Linked DNA regions of Homo sapiens: region 1 is linked to region 2. The links are chromatin loops, found by intact Hi-C in ENCODE. Cell type or tissue: heart right ventricle. All regions are shown on one strand.

Region 1 (5,000 bases), 64 kb after region 2:
TTCCAGACCAGCCTAGGAAATATAGCAAGACCCTGTCTCTACAAAAAATTTAAAAATTAGCCAGGGCTGGGGATGGTGGCTCACACCCGTAGTCCCAGCACTTTGGGAGGCTGAGGTGGGCAGATCATTTGAGGTCAGGAGTTCAAAACCAGCCTGGCCAACATGGCAAAACCTCGTCTCTACTAAAAATACCAAAATTAGCCAGGTGTCATGGCACACGCCTGTAATCCCAGCTACTCAGGAGGCTGAGGCATGAGAATCACTTGAACCCTGGGAGGCGGAGGTTGCAGTGAGCCGAGATCACTCCACTGGACTCCAACCTGGGTGACAGAGCAACACTCTGTCTCAAAAAATAAATTAAATAAATAAAATAAAAATTAGCCAGGCATGATGGCATGCACCTGTAGTCCCAGCTACTCAAGAGTCTCAGGTAGGAAGATTGCTTGAACTCAGGAGGTCGAGGCTGCAGTGAGCCATGATTGTGCCACTGCACTCCAGCCTGAGTGACAGAGAGAGACCCTCTCTCAAAAAAAAAAAAAAAAAAAAAAGCAAAGAACAGTGGCCACCATCTAGACTCCAGTTCTCTTACCCCGTGTTCCAGAACCCAAACATCCTACCCTGTGTTCCAGAACCCAAACATTCCATGTCTCCACAAATAGCACAATGTGTTACCTGAGTAGAAGTGCAGCCCAAAGCTCAGCATCTGCCTGTAAGACCATCAACTCCGGGGGGCAGTAAGGGAAAATGGGGCACAACCACGGCCTGTACCTACCTTGGGCAAGGACAGCACCTTCTTATCAGGGCGGGCAGGACAACGCCTTCCCCAGATGACATATGAGCACCAAAGTTCTCAACAGCACTGTACAATGCATGTAGACTGGAACTTGGTGAGGGGATCCAGGGTGAGAAGCCAGCCACAGCTGTCTCTCAGCTGGAAGGGCCTAAGCTTAGATGGTCCTCCACACCAGGAATGTGGCAGGTGAGATCTTAATCAAGATATCTTAATTAACAGTGGCTCTCTAGGTCTCCATGGAAAATCACTTTGGCTGATTCTGGCTCACCAGAGGAGATGCTTGGGTATAAAACATGGGGCATTACTGTCTTTCAGATGGGAGCTGGCAAAACCAAAATACCAGAACTCCAGCACAAGCAGAGTCCTCTCACCTCTGAGAAGCCTCCTGGCTACCAGTCTTTCACACCCCATCCCTTCATCTCTTCATACCAAAGGAACAGCCAAGAGAAAAAAAGACAACCGCTATGAGAAAACCATGCTAGAGCCAAAGACCTAAAGTCACTGGCCCACCCTGGACAAGGGCTCTTGGCCAGAGAAGCCTGGCTGAACCAGACTGGCAGAGTCTCTTCTTTTCTTCACTCTCAAAAGCATGGGTAGATCCACAGCCCCCCACACTGCTACTGCCCTCAAGATACAGCCCACGCTCCCTGGCCACAGCATACAAGGTATTTTCTTTTTTATTTTTTTAAGACAGAGTCTCACTCTGTCACCCAGGCTGGAGAGCAGTGGCGTGATCTCGGCTCACTGCAACCTTCACCTCCCAGGTTCGAGTGATTCTCCTGCCTCAGCCTCCCAAGTAGCTGGGATTACAGGCATGCACCACCACTATTATTAGCGCCTGGCTAATTTTTGTATTTTTAGGAGAGATGGGGTTTCGCCATGTTGGCCAGGCTGTTCTCGAACTCCTGAACTCAAGTGACCTGCCCGCCTCAGTCTCCTAAAGTACTGGGATTACAGGCATGAGCCAGGCCACACACAAGGTATTTTCAGTCTGGCCCTACCGACCTCATGTTCTGCGCTCCACATCTCTTTTTTTTTTTTTTTTTTTTGAGACAGAGTCTCGCTCTGTTGCCCAGGCTGGAGTGCAGTGGCGCGATCTCGGCTCACTGCAAGCTCGGCCTCCCGGGTTCACGCCATTCTCCTGCCTCAGCCTCCCGAGTAGCTGGGACTACAGGCGCCCGCCACCATGCCTGGCTAATTTTTTGTATTTTTAGTAGAGACGGGGTTTCACCATGTTAGCCACGATGGTCTCGATCTCCTTACCTCGTGATCCGCCCGCCTTGGCCTCCCAAAGTGCCGGGAATACAGGTGTGAGCCACTGCGCCCGGCCAGCTCCATGTCTTTTTATGCACTGTTTCTTCTGCCTGAAGCATCTGCTTCTCACTTTGTTCACCTAGAACACTCTAACTCCTCTTTCCAGAGCCCACATCACCTCTTATATGATTCTATGATGTTTTCCTCAAACTCTGAGGTACAGTCCATCCTCCAGGCCACCCCTGGATATGACACATACGGTGGCCTGACCCTTCGACACCACCGGTGGGGCCTCATGCCTGTGCTCCTGGGGCCCAGGCTGGGACAAAACAATGGATGTGATGGCTCACACCTGTAATCCTAGCACTTTGGGAGGCTGAGGAGGGCAGATCATGAGGTCAAGAGATCTAGAACATCCTGGCCAACATGGTGAAACACCGTCTCTACTAAAAATACAAAAACTAGCTGGGCATGGTGGTGCACGCCTGTAGTCCCAGCTACTCGGGAGGGTGAGGCAGGGGAATCACTTGAACCCAGGAGGCGGAGGTTTGCAGTGAGCCAAGATTGTGCCACTGCACTCCAGCCTGGCAACAGAGCGAGACTCTGTTTCAAAAACAACAACAACAACAACAACCAAAAAAAAAAAACAATGGGTACTGCGCCCTGGTGTCTGGAATGAATGAATGAGTGCACTGCTGCCTGGCCAAAGGAAGTCAGCTGCAGGAGCAAGGGAAGGCTGGCTGTGGTCAGAGACCCCTGCTCTGGGCCTGGGCCCAGACACTGGCTACAGAGGAAAATGCCCCCACCCCTCTCCATGCCTTCCAGTGCTCTAGCCCAGGCCTACTACTCTTGGGTAAAGCAACCATCACATGTCAGGAGGCCTCCGCCGCTGGGATGATGTTACAGTCTATTTTGAGGGTCACACTGGAGCATCTGTCAGCCTAGCCAGCCACACCCTCCATGTGTCATCACTAAGAGCCAGGGACACCCACAGGTCCATGAACTCTGCCTGCAGACATTGCTCCTCCCCAGGGACCCTCAGCTTCAGGCCCTCCTTCGCTTCCTAGAAAGACAGACCTGGATGCCCCTTATCTCCTGGCACCACTGGCAGTGCTCTGATGTCTCCTCACCCCACCAGACCCGCTCCCCGAGTTCACAGCTCTGGTGACTCGGCAAAATGCAGTTGAAGCCCATCAGTCTGTGCCAAGCTCTTAGCTCAAACACAGCCCCTCCTACTCCACAGAGCTCTCTTATACTTGAGGAGTGCCCAGAAAGCCTAGCACCCAGAAGTCAAGCTAGTTACCCATCAGACTCATAGGTCTAACAGGTCTCGCCTACTGGGGAACTCCTACTCATTCCTCCCAACTGTTCCCAGGCTCTGCCTCCTCTTGCAGAAAGACTTTCAGTCCACTCTCTACTGAATGGGCCACAGGCTTCCTGAGGACAAAGCTGATCTGTGCTGGCTTTACATCTGTTCTCCCTATACCTAGTATAGGGCCTGGAACATAGTAGGTATATATAAATATTCTGTGAAATCTTGACATGAAACTTTCCTTATTAGACTAGCTTAGTGTGTTCTTCTCCAAAAGATATTGTCAAAACAAAGGACGTTCTGGAGAACAATGACACTAACAACTGGGTTTATAAATACCTTTTACAAAGGAGGTGTACTCAAATCTACAGAAAAGCAAGTTTACAGATTAAATGGAACAGTAAGTTGATCAAGCCCGGCCCAGAGCATGCCACAATTCTCTGGCCCTACACAGCACCATGCACCTTTCAGCTCTGTCCCCTAACATTGCAATCTGGTAGGAATCCAACAGAACATTCCTTCACTCTACCCAGGGAAGAAATGCAACAGCTACAATGGGGAAAGGCAGCAGCAGCATGGACATGTGTGTCTAGGATCAGGCGAGGACATCTGATAAGTCAGGCTACTCCACTGCACACCCTAAGCCCTGCAGCCAGGGTAGGCCACCAAACATCCCAGGGACTCAGGGCTCACTCACAAAATGGGAAGGTAGATGATCACCTGCTCTAGCCACTTGCCAGAGATGCTGTGAGGATCAAACTAGGTAACACAGGAAAGCTAGACAACCAGTTAATGCTTGGGTCATGGACTAAACCAGGATAAAAAACACACCTCCAAAATCCATGGGAGGCTGACAATGGTGGCTCCTGCCTGCAATCCCAGCACTTTGGATCACTTTGAGGCAGGAGGATCACTTGAGGCTAGGAGTTGGAGACCAGCCTAGACAACACAGCAAGATCCCATCTCTATAAAATAGTTAAAAAAAAAATCAGCTGGGCATGGTGGCTCATGACTATAATCCCAGCACTTTGGAAGGCTGAGGTGGAAGAAATACTTGAGCCCAGGAATTCAAGACCAGCCTAGGAAACATTGTGAGACCCCATCTCTACAAAAAATAAGAAAATGAGCCAAGCATGATGGCACACACCTATAGTCCCAGCTACTCAGGAAGCTGAGGTGGGAGGATTGACTGAGCCCAGGAAGTTGAGGTGGCGGTGAGCTGTGATCATGCCATTGCACTCCAGCCTGAGCAACAGAGCGAGACCCTGCCTCAAAAAAAAAAAAAAAAATCTACAAAAAAAGGGAAATGAGCCAGTTGATGTCTGCCTGCCCTGTGTAACTGCCTTTGGCCTCCTCAAAACCCACCTGGCCCATACTAACATGTGGCTGCATCCCAGCCATGGGAAGGCTTTCAGGGATTCCATAAAGAGACCATGAGGAGCTATTCATACTCTTGCCATCTGACAGTGGTCAACTGAAGCAGGATACCACAGGTATACATGACCTGAGACCTTTCTAAAACTGATGTTTCCTTGCTGGGCACCATGGCTCATGCCTGTAATCTTAGCACTTTGGGAGACTGACGCAGGTGAATCACCTGAGGTCAGGAGTTCGAAACCAGCCTGGCCAACATGGCGAAAC
Region 2 (5,000 bases):
CCTGGGCGACAAAGCGAGACTCCATCTCAAAAAAAAAAAAAAAAAAAAAAAATTATTGGCTGCGTGTGGTGGCTCATGCCTGTAATCTCAACACTTTGGGAGGCCGAGGCAGGAAAATCACTTGAGCCCAGAAGTTTGAGACCAACCTGGGCAACATGGCGAAACCCTGTCCCCACAAAAAATACAAAAAATTAGCCAGGTGTGGTGGTGCATGCCTACAGTCCCAGCTACTCAGGAGACTGAGGTAGAAGAATTGCTTGAGCTCAGGAGGTCCATGCTGCAGTGAGCCATGACTGTGTCACTGCACTCCGCCTGGGCAATAGAGTAAACTCCTGACTCAGAAAAAAGTAAAGTAAGTATAATTATTATTATTACACCATATTATTATTATAAACACAAGGGTAAATATGAAAAAGTCTTTATCTACAAGAGGGTTACCTACACAAGTAAAAGAGAAGGAATTACCTGACCTTCCACTAGAGGAAGCCAGCCAAAAGGCTTGTGACAAATTTGTCTCTGTGATAACATAGCCATTATCAATATTCATTAAATGAAGTTATGTAAAACCACAGTACACAAATTATATGCAGGTCTTGGCAAATGCTACATATGAACACATACAAGCACATGGATACACACATGTAAACAAAAACACCTATGTGCTATGCTGGACATGGTAGCACATGCCTGTGATGCCAGCTACTCAGGAGGCTGAGGTGGGAGGATCACTTGAGCCCAGGAGTCCAACCTGGGCAACAAAGTGCGACCCCATCTCAGTATTTTTTTAAAAACCCCAAAACAAAAACACATCCATGTGCTGAGCCTAGGCCCTGAAAACTGAGAGTATCAGTTCCTCCCCTACACAGACTTGGCATCTTCACCCCTCTTCTTGGCAATCCCACCAAGCCTGCTCTGGGAGTGGCGCTGTCCTGGCCATCCAAGGAAGTCCTTGTCATCTGCTCTGGGGGGCTGTGAACAAGAGGCAGCAATGCTGTTTTTCCTGGGGAAGGTCTGGCCACCTAGCCCCTGCCTCAGCCCATCCTTGGGGCCTGCCTCAAGGGACAAAGGCTGCACAAAGAACTCAGTGTGTACCCCAACCCCACCCCAGGAATCCTAGCACCCTGGTGCCTTTGCAGGGCAATGACCACAGGCAGTGGAAGCCCAGCCCTTCCCCATGCCCATCTGCCCATCCTTGAGAGCCAAGCTAACACCCACCTCCTGGCAGAGTGGATACTGGTCACTGCCTCACTCAGGCTTGCAGATGGCAAGTGGAAGAGAAACCCAAAGCTGGCCTCCCTTGGGAGTTCAGCGACACTGGCTTCCAGGACAGTCTGGGAATTAATCAGCCAAGGAGCTAGCTCAGCTGGTCCTAGGGAGAACTCCCTTCCCTCCACCACCGCTATAGACGAATGAGACTCAGTTGGATGCTGGGCCCTGTGAGGTGGCCTCAGGCCAGAGTCACAGCACCATGGATACTCCCTATGGTAGAAAAAGGGTCCACAGAGGAAGAGACCACAGGGCATCCTCTGCAAAATCCTCTGCAAAATGACCTGGGGAAGGAAAACAGCCCTGCTGGTGATCTTATATACAGGAGCCTCCAATATGGCTGAGAGGCAAAGGTTTAATTAGGAGCAGCCCGGAGAACTCGGTGGGAGCTGTCCATCCGACGACAGAGAAGCAGGAGAGCTGCAGGCTGAATGGCCCTGGGAATGCTTCCCAGAAAGGATCCACCCGCTGGAATTTGTAAGAACAGCTTGTAGCCCTACAGGGGCCTAGAGTGAAGTGGGCTGGGGTGGGGTGGGAGTGGGTAAGGGCAGGAGCAGGGCACTCACTTCTGCAGCACTGCCTGCCACTCGCCAAGCCGGGCACTGATGGGGAAGCAGTGGACCGTGCCCTGGACCTTGGCACGCCACTCCCGCATGTAGTCCTCAATGTCAAACAGGAAGGGCTGCTGCCCAAAGTTGGCGTCCACAATCTCCCCAGGTGTCTGCAGGCCTACGGTGGGGTAGAGGTTGGCCTGAGGAGGAGAATGAAATGTCAGTCAGGCCCTGAGGGCAGTGGGGTTCTAAGGCCTCACCTCACCTCCATGGCTGCTGCTGGCCCATGCTTGGGCTGGGAGAGTTGCAGCAAGGCTGGAGGAGGCAGGGCGGAGCCACCTCTGTCCACCTCCCTAGCAGAGACATTATGCCCCAAAGCTTGAGGGGAGAAAGCAAAAGAAAAGCAAGCAAGGCACATCATGGAGAGTGTCCTGCCCTGTATCAGAGGCCATTGTGTCCTCAAGGCCCAAGAGCCCTTTCTGGAACTCAGCCAAAGCATACAGAAATGGGCTGGGCTCCACGACCCTTCAGACGTGCCCATGAAGGTCTGCTGCAATAGTGGGTCATGGCTCCTCTTGGAAAGATCCAGGGCCAAGGATCTCTCTGTCTCAAAAAAAATAAGACACATGAGGCTGGGCACAGTGGCTCATGCCTGTAATCCCAGCACTTTGGGAGGCCAATTTAGGAGGATCGCTTGAGCCCAGGTTTTCAAGACCAGTCTGGGCAACAAAGTGAGACCCTGTCTCTACAAAAAATAAAAAGATAAAAATTAGCCAGGTGTGGTGGTATGCACCTGTGGTCCCAGCTACTCGGGAGGCTGAGGTGGGAAGATGGCTTGAGTCCAGGAAATTGAGGCTGCAGTAAGCTGTGATTCTGCCACTGCAACCCAGCCTTGGTGACAAGAGTGAGTCCCTGTCTCAGAAAGAAAAAAAAAAAACAAACCAAAAGATAGATACATGGGGGGTAGGCAGAGATGGGATGACGCAGGAAAGGAGGGAGGAGGGGAACATGGCAAAAGGGAACCGGTGGTCTAGACCCCTGGTGCTGGCAAAGGGTGAAGAGAAGCTACCCTTCCTGTTAGAGGCTCGCTAAGAGGATCTTCTGGCCAGTAGGGTGTGAGGCTCCCTGCTTTCCACCTAGCCTCTACCATGACTGGCTTTTGTTCGGTCCCTCCCTCACTTGGTGGTTCCTGTGGCTCCCCACTGCAACTGTCCAGAGCCTCGCTAGCCTCCTCCCCACTGTCACTGCAGATGGTCTTCCCAGGGCCCTCAGTCCACCCTTCACCTCCGTGCTCAGGCCATGTTCCTTCCTGAGTATCATGCACTTTTTTTTTTTTGAGACGGAGTTTCGCTCTTGTTGCCCAGGCTGGAGTGCAATGGCGCGATTTCAGCTCACCGCAACTTCTACCTCCTGGGTTCAAGCAATTCTCTTGCCTCAGCCTCCTGAGTAGCTGGGATTACAGGCATGCGCCACCACGCCCGGCTAATTTTGTATTTTTAGCAGAGATGGGGTTTCTCCATGTTGGTCAGGCTGGTCTTGAACTCCCAACCTCAGGTGATCTGCCCACCTCAGCCTCCCAAAGTGCTAGGATCACAAGCGTGAGCCAGCGCGCCTGGCCAACCATGCATTTTTGTACCTGCACAAGGTATGGGACCTTTTCCTGTATGCTGGCTTCAGCCCACCATGGGCTCTGCACACAGAGGACCTCTCGCTTCCTTTCTTTCCCCTACCATCCTCCACCACAGGCAAGGCCCGCCTCCTCCAGCAAGCCTTCCTGACCGTCACTGCCTACCATGTCTTTCCCCCATACCTTCTTGCATGTGGCTGCATACTGGCCATGCTCATGCCTGGTCATTTCATGTCACGTCCCCATAACTAGACCCTTCCCTAGCCAGGGTCAGCATTCTCCACCTGATTCTGTTCTCTTTGCCTAGGACCACAGCCCCTCTCTGGGGCTTCCAGGTAAGAGGGAAGGATTCTGAGCCATGGACTGGAGGTTTTAACAGGACCCTGGGTGCTATGGTCTGGGCTTCAGAGGCCCATAAGATCACAAAGGCATTTCCTGGGGCATCACTGGGGTGTTTGGGATCCCAAAGCAGCCACCAGAGTCAGCAAACCTTCCTTCCTTCCAGAACCTAACCAGAACACACAGAGCCAGGCCAGGCTCCCAGCATCCTGGGTGGAGGCCCTGCATGTGATTAGGCCTGTGATGACTCATAATAGAGACTGGAGTACAGGTGCGGGATGGCTGGAGGTGAGGATATGCCCTGAACTAAGCAAGCAGAAAACTCCATCCTTTTCTGTTTTTTTTTTTTTTTGAACTAAGCAAGCAGAAAACTCCATCCTTTTCTTTTTTTTTTTTTTTTTTTTTTTTTTGAGACGGAGGCTCGCTCTGTCGCCCAGGCTGAAGTGCAGTGGTGCGATCTCAGCTCACTGCAAACTCTGCCTCCCGGGTTCAGGCCATTCTCCTGCCTCAGCCTCCCGAGGAGCTGGGACTACAGGCGCCTGCAACCAGGCCCGGCTAACTTTTTTTGTATTTTTAGTAGAGACAGGGTTTCACCCTGTTAGCCAGGACGATCTTGATCTCCTGACCTCGTGATTTGCCCACCTCGGCCTCCCAAAGTGCTGGGATTACAGGTGTGAGCCACCGCACCCGGCCAGAAAACTCCATCCTTTTCTAAGAAGAGAAGACCCCACAAAGCTCACCTCTCTGGCTTGGGGGTGCCCTAGATAGTAGCAGATGAGTTCCCCTAGGGCACTAACTTTCCTCAGGGATCTCTGATGGGTATGTACAAGGACTAGGTTCCCTCACAGTTCAGGAACAATTCCCTACACTCTGCACCCCAGCTGACACACAGCTGGTTTAGACCAGTTGAGCCATGGAGCTATCTTCATTCCACCACCCTACCCGCCCCAGCCCCACAGCTGCCTTTGGAAGTGCCACAAATTACTGTCACCTGCTAAGAGTCGTAGGAAGACCAGACCTTACTGCTGGAGAGAGAGGAAGGCCAGCAAGTGCCCCTCCTGGTACCCTCAAGCTGACAGCATGGCACACATCCCTGGTTGGGGAAAGAACCAGACTCCACACCCTGCACTTGCAGGTACCACCGTGCCCCATCCCAGTCAGCCCCCAGAAACCCAGGAGGGGAAGACTCAATAGTAGTACTCACCGGGAGGTCTGTG

What was found. Hi-C counts contacts between places; a loop is a spot of excess contacts. Peaks named below come from ENCODE experiments on the same cell type or tissue, not always from the same donor. Only the 100,000 strongest peaks of a DNase experiment are listed, where the experiment ranks them.
Region 1: a loop joins it to region 2, with 2.1 times the contacts of the local background. A loop is called at or near these places in 14 of 110 quality-filtered maps.

The regions. Positions count from the first base shown.
Region 1 is chr16:67,797,464-67,802,463 of GRCh38, forward strand. All of the region lies in intron 2 of RANBP10 (RAN binding protein 10), which reads right to left. Among named protein-coding and RNA genes, the nearest start is that of RANBP10, 6.6 kb to the right of the region's middle. RefSeq lists an enhancer at 4,686-4,765. In heart right ventricle, no CTCF peak of the experiment used is centred here; a DNase peak (open chromatin) is centred at 2,958; H3K27ac peaks cover 850 bases.
Region 2 is chr16:67,733,026-67,738,025 of GRCh38, forward strand. RANBP10 (RAN binding protein 10) reads right to left here. Exons shown (of 14, transcript NM_020850.3): 5 at 4,988-5,000; 6 at 1,833-2,017. Among named protein-coding and RNA genes, the nearest start is that of GFOD2, 16 kb to the left of the region's middle. In heart right ventricle, no CTCF peak of the experiment used is centred here; no DNase peak of the experiment used is centred here.